Linked DNA regions of Mus musculus: region 2 is linked to region 1. A link is a contact called in ENCODE Hi-C or POLR2A ChIA-PET data. All regions are on one chromosome and are shown on one strand. The core of a region is the stretch at or near the end of the contact, and the rest is flanking DNA. Distances in the headings are between cores, read along the strand shown.

Evidence for each region. Hi-C counts contacts between places; a loop is a spot of excess contacts on that map. ChIA-PET counts read pairs that join two places held with the same protein, here RNA polymerase II (POLR2A).
Region 2: a map of T-helper 2 cell shows a loop between it and region 1 (2.9-fold over the local background). The contact joins the enhancer-like site here to the promoter of Usp33 in region 1. A Hi-C loop is called at or near these places in 1 of 37 maps with a recorded cell type or tissue (T-helper 2 cell). POLR2A ChIA-PET finds 5 or more read pairs at or near these places in 1 of 5 experiments (Patski).

What each region holds. Positions count from the first base shown.
Region 1 is chr3:152,345,153-152,348,515 of GRCm38, reverse strand. It overlaps Usp33 (ubiquitin specific peptidase 33), which reads right to left and starts at 2,038. Exons shown (of 24, transcript NM_133247.3): 1 at 1,877-2,038.
Region 2 is chr3:152,467,850-152,471,162 of GRCm38, reverse strand. All of the region lies in intron 13 of Ak5 (adenylate kinase 5), which reads left to right. Among named protein-coding and RNA genes, the nearest start is that of 3110067G11Rik, 20 kb to the left of the region's middle. Within about 2 kb of position 1,607, at least 1 of the 3 ENCODE cell types and tissues checked has a DNase peak (open chromatin) inside an H3K27ac peak, as active enhancers do.

The DNA.
Region 1 (3,363 bases), core at 789-3,288:
CATTTAAGTCTCTCATAATTTTATAATCTTTATTCCACTTGGTTGCTTGATTGACTGATTGAGACAGGGTTTGTGTGTGTAGCCATGGCTGTCAACTCTCGCTGTAGACCAGGCTGGCCTGGAATGTACAGAGGTTAAGACCGCCTCTGCCTCCCAAGTGCTAGGATTAAAGGGGTGCATATCACCACGACCTGGCTCAGCCTTAATCCACCTGAATTCTAATTTCTAGTACAGGCTGGTTTGGCAATATTGTTTCAGAAGGAAAGGCTGATCCTTACACAAGCTTGAAACTCTGACTTGGGAAAAGGCTATTTGGCATTCGTCAGAGGACAGGAACAGAATCAAGTAAGATTTTGTAAGTGAAAGGATCCTGAAAACAGCAAATCACCTACTTGCTGCAACTATGTGGAGAGATTTGCTTATTCATATACTACATGAACTAAAAAGGAAAGTAACTGAAAACTGGCAATGCAGATCAAAAAATAGCATGCAAGCCGGGCGTGGTGGCACACGCCTTTAATCCCAGCACTCGGGAGGCAGAGGCAGGCGGATTTCTGGGTTCAAGGCCAGCCTGGTCTACAAAGTGAGTGCCAGGACAGCCAGGGCTACACAGAGAAACCCTGTCTCGAAAAACCAAAAAAAAAAAAAAAAAATAGCATGCAATCATAAATATAGCCCCCATGTATATTTGTGTAGTTTTTCTCATCTTGCCAAAGTAAATGAAATAACAAAACTATCGGCATAGTATAAGTTACTGAAACAAGTTATAAAATTTTCATTCTTCCATACTTATATTAACAGTACAAACTCACTGCCAGCATTCATAAGATCAAATAGCCTGCTGCAATCATCGGATTTGCTCTGACCTTTCCATAAGATACAACTGCACCCTCAACCACAGAAGACACTCGGAGAAATGGTCTCATTCTCTCCCTCTCCCTCCCCTCCCCTGCCTCTTTGGTTTGCTTGCTTGCTTGCTTGCTTGCTTTGAAATGGGGGCTCCTGTAGCCTAGGCTAGCCTGGAAGTCCTTCTCTACCTTCCTCCACCTTCCAAATGTTATCTTCTGCCAAAGGCATCTCTAGGCTTGAGCAGTCTACCCTGACTCTCATTATCTTTGGTAACAGGTTTTTCGTAAAGAAAAAAATTGTCAGATCAAACAAAAAAATATCTGGCATGACATGGTGGCAATACATTTGGAATCCCAGCAACTTGGGAGATGGAGGCAGGAGGATCAGGACTTGGGAGGCCAGACATTGGACTGTCTCGAAAAAATTTAAAGAAGAAAAAAGAGAGAGAGAGAGAGAGAGAACATTCTAGAATTCTACATTAAGCACTAAGTCTCGAGACCTTTGGTAAAACGCGTCTTCAGTTTAGTTAGACTCTGCTCCAGCCAGGATGTCAGCCCCTGGCTCCATTTCGCAGGCCTAATACTGATTCCGACAGAATGTAAACCCTAATCTTCAGTTGTGTGCAAAGCCCCTAAGGCAATCAAATCAATCACATTGCCTAACAGGTCAACATGACGAATTTTCCGACGAGGAGCATTTTGTATTTGAAAAATGCTTGAGCGCTTGGGAAAGCACTCACACCGTGGAAATGTGACCCGAACAAAAGCTGCGACCGACAGACGCTACGACTGGACTCGACCCAAACGCTGCGTCGGCCGAAGACACGCCACTGGGACGGTGACACCTCGGTTTTCCCGTTCGTAGCAATGAATAACGGGGCGGCGCGCACAGGTCGCGCCCCCCGACCCGGATCCCTGACCACCGAGCCGCCCGGGCCGCGCGCCGGGGCGAGCCTCAGCCCGGCCGCGCCCGCCCTCCCTCCGGCCCGCCGCCGCCGCACGCCCGCCCGCCCGTCCGCCGCGCTCACCTCAGCCCGCCGCCCAGCGCACTCCTCCTCGGAGCCTGAGCGCTCGGATCCGCAGGGCCGCAAAACGGTTCCGCAGCGCGGCCCGCAGAACCCGACCGCTGCCCGACGCTTCCCTCGGCAGCCGCCGCTCCTTCCGGTGTCTCCGCGGCCGCTGCGGGCGTCTGGGGGCGGGACCTTGGGGAGACACGCCCCGGGGCGGGGCCTCGGGCCTGGCCTCGGTTCTCCGCTAGGCCTGTGCTAGACAGGCAACCTGAGCTGACGTGTACACCACTTCGGCCGCATTTCTGCTTTTATTCCTATTCTCCCACCCTCTGCAGTCACAAGACAGCTTCCCAAGGTCTCGTCGCGGTGCATTATAAACTCCGCAGTACGGAAAGCCTCAGAAAGGTCTGAAGTTTGCAATATGAAGTGGCTAGCTCAAGGCTGGGGCAGGAGGATTGCGGTAACTTCGAAGCCAGTCTGGGCTGCAGTGTGAGGCTAGTCCTAAACCTTGCTTTTCTAATAACTCCTTTAAGACCTACATTTTCTGGAAGCAAATGCATTTCTCTTTGCCATATATACAAAGAAGAAATTAATCTCTACCATTTTCCACTAGGTTAAATCAAGATCAAATGAAATAGTTACTGAAACCTTGAGATCTTCTTGGTACTTAGAGCAATAGGAAAAAAAAAAAAAACCTTCCACTTATGTGACTGTTACATTCACTTTTTAATATTTTTCCAATTATTTCTATTATATGCATTGGTGTTTTGCCTGCATGCATATCTCAGTGAAGATGTCGGATCCATTGTATCTGGAGTTACAAACAACTGTGAACTAAACTGCCTTCTGGGTGCTGGGGATTGAACCAGTGTCCTCTGGAAGAGCAGCCAGTGGTCCTAACCAGGAGTCATCTTTTTAGCCCCTCACTGTTTGATTTTATAATATGTGAATTCAAACTGCAAAGCTGAAAAAGTTTGTCAGCTGGGCATGGTGGTGTACCCCGGTAAAGCCAGCACTTGGGAGGCTGTGGCAGGATTGTGAGTTTGAGGCTAGCCTGGATTACAGAGTAAGACATGTCTATATGATTAACCCCAAAGTTGGTTGGGAGCATGTATCTAAATATTGTGCAAAATGCCAGTCTCCATCAGAAGCAGGCGACTAATCTGAGGGCTTCTAATTATTCTGCTAGTGGAATCAGAGGATGTTAACCATGATACTCCTTGCTGTCTGGGGCTTGGCGCAAGGGAATGAAGCTGTGTGGGAGGCCCCATGGTTACCACCACTCTACCCTCGGCCTACTCCAGATATTGCTCGTTTGCTTTCACTGATATCCAAATCAGTAATATTGTCATTTTTTTTTTTCGAGACAGGGTTTCACTGTATAGCCCTGGTTGATCTGGAACTCACTTTGTAGACCAGGCTGCCCTCGAACTTAGAAATCCACCTGCCTCTGCCTCCCGAGTGCTGGGATTAAAGGCGTGTGCCACCACACCCGGCTTTCAATT
Region 2 (3,313 bases), core at 358-2,857, 120 kb before region 1:
CAGAATCCTAAACCCTTGGTTAAGAAAGGTCTATACCGTGCTTCCGACTATGACCCCTGGATGCTGAACTTTTTTTTATAGGGTTTCCTGTAATCACTTGTTATTTAAAAAGAAAACCAAACGACAAAACAAAACAAAAACCTCAAAGATTTATTATACCTTAAAAAATAAAATAAGCAGGCTGACAAAATATCTAAATGGGCAAAGGCAGCTGCTATCAAGCCTGGAGCCCTGAGCTCGGGTCCCAGGACCTACACAGACGACGAAGGGACCAACTCCCACAAGCTCGCTCCTCTTGACTTTGCGTACTGGCATGCATAAGATCAAAAGCAGTTAGTAGCCAGGTGTGGTGGCTCACGCCTTTAATCCCAGCACTGGGGAGGCAGAGGCAGGCGGATTTCTGAGTTCGAGGCCAGCCTGGTCTACAGAGTGAGTTCCAGGACAGCCAGGGCTACACACAGAAACCCTGTCTCGAAAAAAAAAAAAAAAAAAGTAGTTAGTAAACAAACATGACATCATCGAGTGTGCACATGGCTTACAACCTCAGGGCTGGGTAAGGGCCCAGGGCTCTTCCAGAGGTCAGCGGCTTGATTTCTAGCCCCCACGTGATGACTCACAACTGTCCGTTAACTCGAGTCCCTGGGGGTCTGACAGCCTCTTCTGTCCTCCAAGGACACTGCGTGCACACGGGGCACAGATACGTGCAAGCAGTGCAACTGTGCACATACAAATAAATAAATAAACAAGTAAATAAATAAGGAAATGAAAGAACGTCAGGCCTCCAAGAACCTTCATAACCTGCATCATCTTGGAAGCTTCCCATTTTGTGCCGCCTGGAACAACCAAGGAATCTGCTTCCGTCCTGAGACTGAGGAAAGCCAGATGTAATTTACAGTTTATCCCATTTGAGAATCAGGAAAAAAAAAGCCCTTCTCTCACTCTGGAATCATCTGAATCTAAACCTACAGACTCACCAATGAATGGCTCATTGACACTGAGCTAATAAGCTTTCCAGAGATATCCGACTTCTGTTATACTTACGGTACTCTGTCACTCTCCAAGAAATCGGTTCCCAGGCCTCTCTGGCTCATCTCTCAGGCATCCTTTTATTGGGGATGCTGGCAACTGGATCCACAGAGACGTGACATTTACAATCTACTTTGTTAGTGCTGAAAACGGACACCAGAGAACCACGGGGAGAGAGCCCTAGTAGCTCGGTTGCACCGCCTTGCCAGGTCCACTGTACATACACTCCACTCCACGCCTACATGTATGTGTGACAGAGAAGCAATGCACAGCTTCTGCTTCCATCTCAGCAAGCAGAGGGAGGAGCCACTCAGCCGGCTTCTCCCTCCATCGGTTCTCCAGGCAGCTGCCATCATCTTCAAGCTCCCCTCCCCAGGCTGTAGCAGCCTCCGCGGATAGGAGAGCCCCACAGATAGGTGAACTAGCCCAGGGGAGGGAAGACTTGCCTACTGTGGGCGAATTTACTACTAAGTAAGTAGCTGGACATGAAGCACTTGGGGGTGAAACGTGCCAACACTGACGGAATATTGCTGGACACACTGCTCTGGGTGTTGGAAAGTCCCAGGCCAGACTTGTGACCCTCGGTGAGTCACCTTGTTTAAAACCCTTTCTGATATAAAGTAGAGCTGACAGTGGCCCCTGGAATTCCTCCAGTCTATTTCTGTAGTGTTCTTCAGGCGGGGGGCTTTCCCACTAGTTTTAAAGGAATACATGCTTAGTCTTGAAAGTATACAAGACCCACTTCTGAGTCCCACCACCCACCCAGAGCGATCACTCAGGCACCCAGCCTGGACAGTGCGGCAGACACTGTTGCCACACGACTCCTAGCTGGCCTATGCAGACAGTACAGGAGGCTGTGGTGCTGACTCTAACCCTAGTCCACTGTCACAGCTCGGTTGGTTCCAAAAGCCCACATTGCCAAGACACAAAAACCAAAGCTGCAGCTCAGAAAGCTACCAGCTTCAGGACTCCAGACGAAAGCAAAGAGAAAGAAGAAAGGAAACGAGCAGCCACTGGGCCCCAGTGCCAGTTCCGTATGCTCGCTTATGGGATTTAAAACAACAGCAAGAAATTTAACTTTATACTCACCGGGGAAATTCCTCCCTACAGCTTCCTATCAAGTTTCAGACCCAGGATGGCAGATCCTTCAGAAGCAAATCCACTCACCAGGTTTTCTACCAAACACACGAAGACATCTCAGTTTGACTAGAGAGTCAGCACTGGAGTTTTTGGGGTGAAGTAAATCATGAAACTCATTTTGACTAAGAAGCCGCTGAGGTAACAGGACAGCTTACACGCGGTAGAGGCTGGCCCGAGCTCACAACTGCTCCAAGAGAGTCTCGTTCTCACCCTGCTAGTCCCATGAACTCTCTTCTGCTCTCAGAGGACGTGGAACTCGGGCATCTTGTTAGCTAACCGTTCTAAACGTGCTAATACTACAAGCTCCAAAAACGGATGTGAGCATTGGACAAGCATGCTCGGTGTGGTGACACATGCCTGTAGGCCCAGCACCCAGGAAGTGTGGTTCAAAGCCAGCCTGGGATGTAGAGCAAGCTCAAGGCCAATTTGGGCTCCACAACTCCTTGTCTCAAAACAAAACAAAGTACCCCACAAAACTTAGCTCTGTGTAAAGTGGTTCTGTCTGGTTCCTTTGCAGCTATAAACAATGATAAAAGAATCACTTAATTTTCTTTTAAAATTCTCCATGGGAACTGAGATGAACAGAGTATCTCTGGGACAGAGGGAAGTGCTGAGGAGCCTGTGAAGAACCAGAGGAGAAATTCAGAGGAGACTGGGGGTTCTGGGTCAACCCTGTTCCTCTAGCTTCCTTTGCTCTATAAGACTCCACTTCTGAAATCTATCCTATTTTACCTGCCTGCTGCCAGAAAACGAGGCTGACTATGTGCCTATAGAAAACAAGGCTGACTGCGCGCCTATAGACTCTCCTCTCTCCACTGCTTCTCTGGCCTCCTGAGGATGGAGAGCTGCTAGTGAGTTTCCCTTTCATGCCAGCAAAACGGCGAGTTTCCACCAGGAAAGCCAACGGTGTCGCTTTGTCTTTCAACTTCCAGGCATTTGGATTTCACGAAAGCAAACACCACAGCATGAGTCTCTGGAGAGAAGTTTTCCATAATTTAAAAACAAAACAAAACAGCTCCCAAAAGAAGAAAGCAATCCCCATATTTAAGTCATGATGTAAAATGAAGGAGGTATTACATGTAGACTGAGCTGGGCAGGGGTCTTGTGAAAGCTCTAGAGTCTAGTGTCAACTAGCCCCCACCCTATA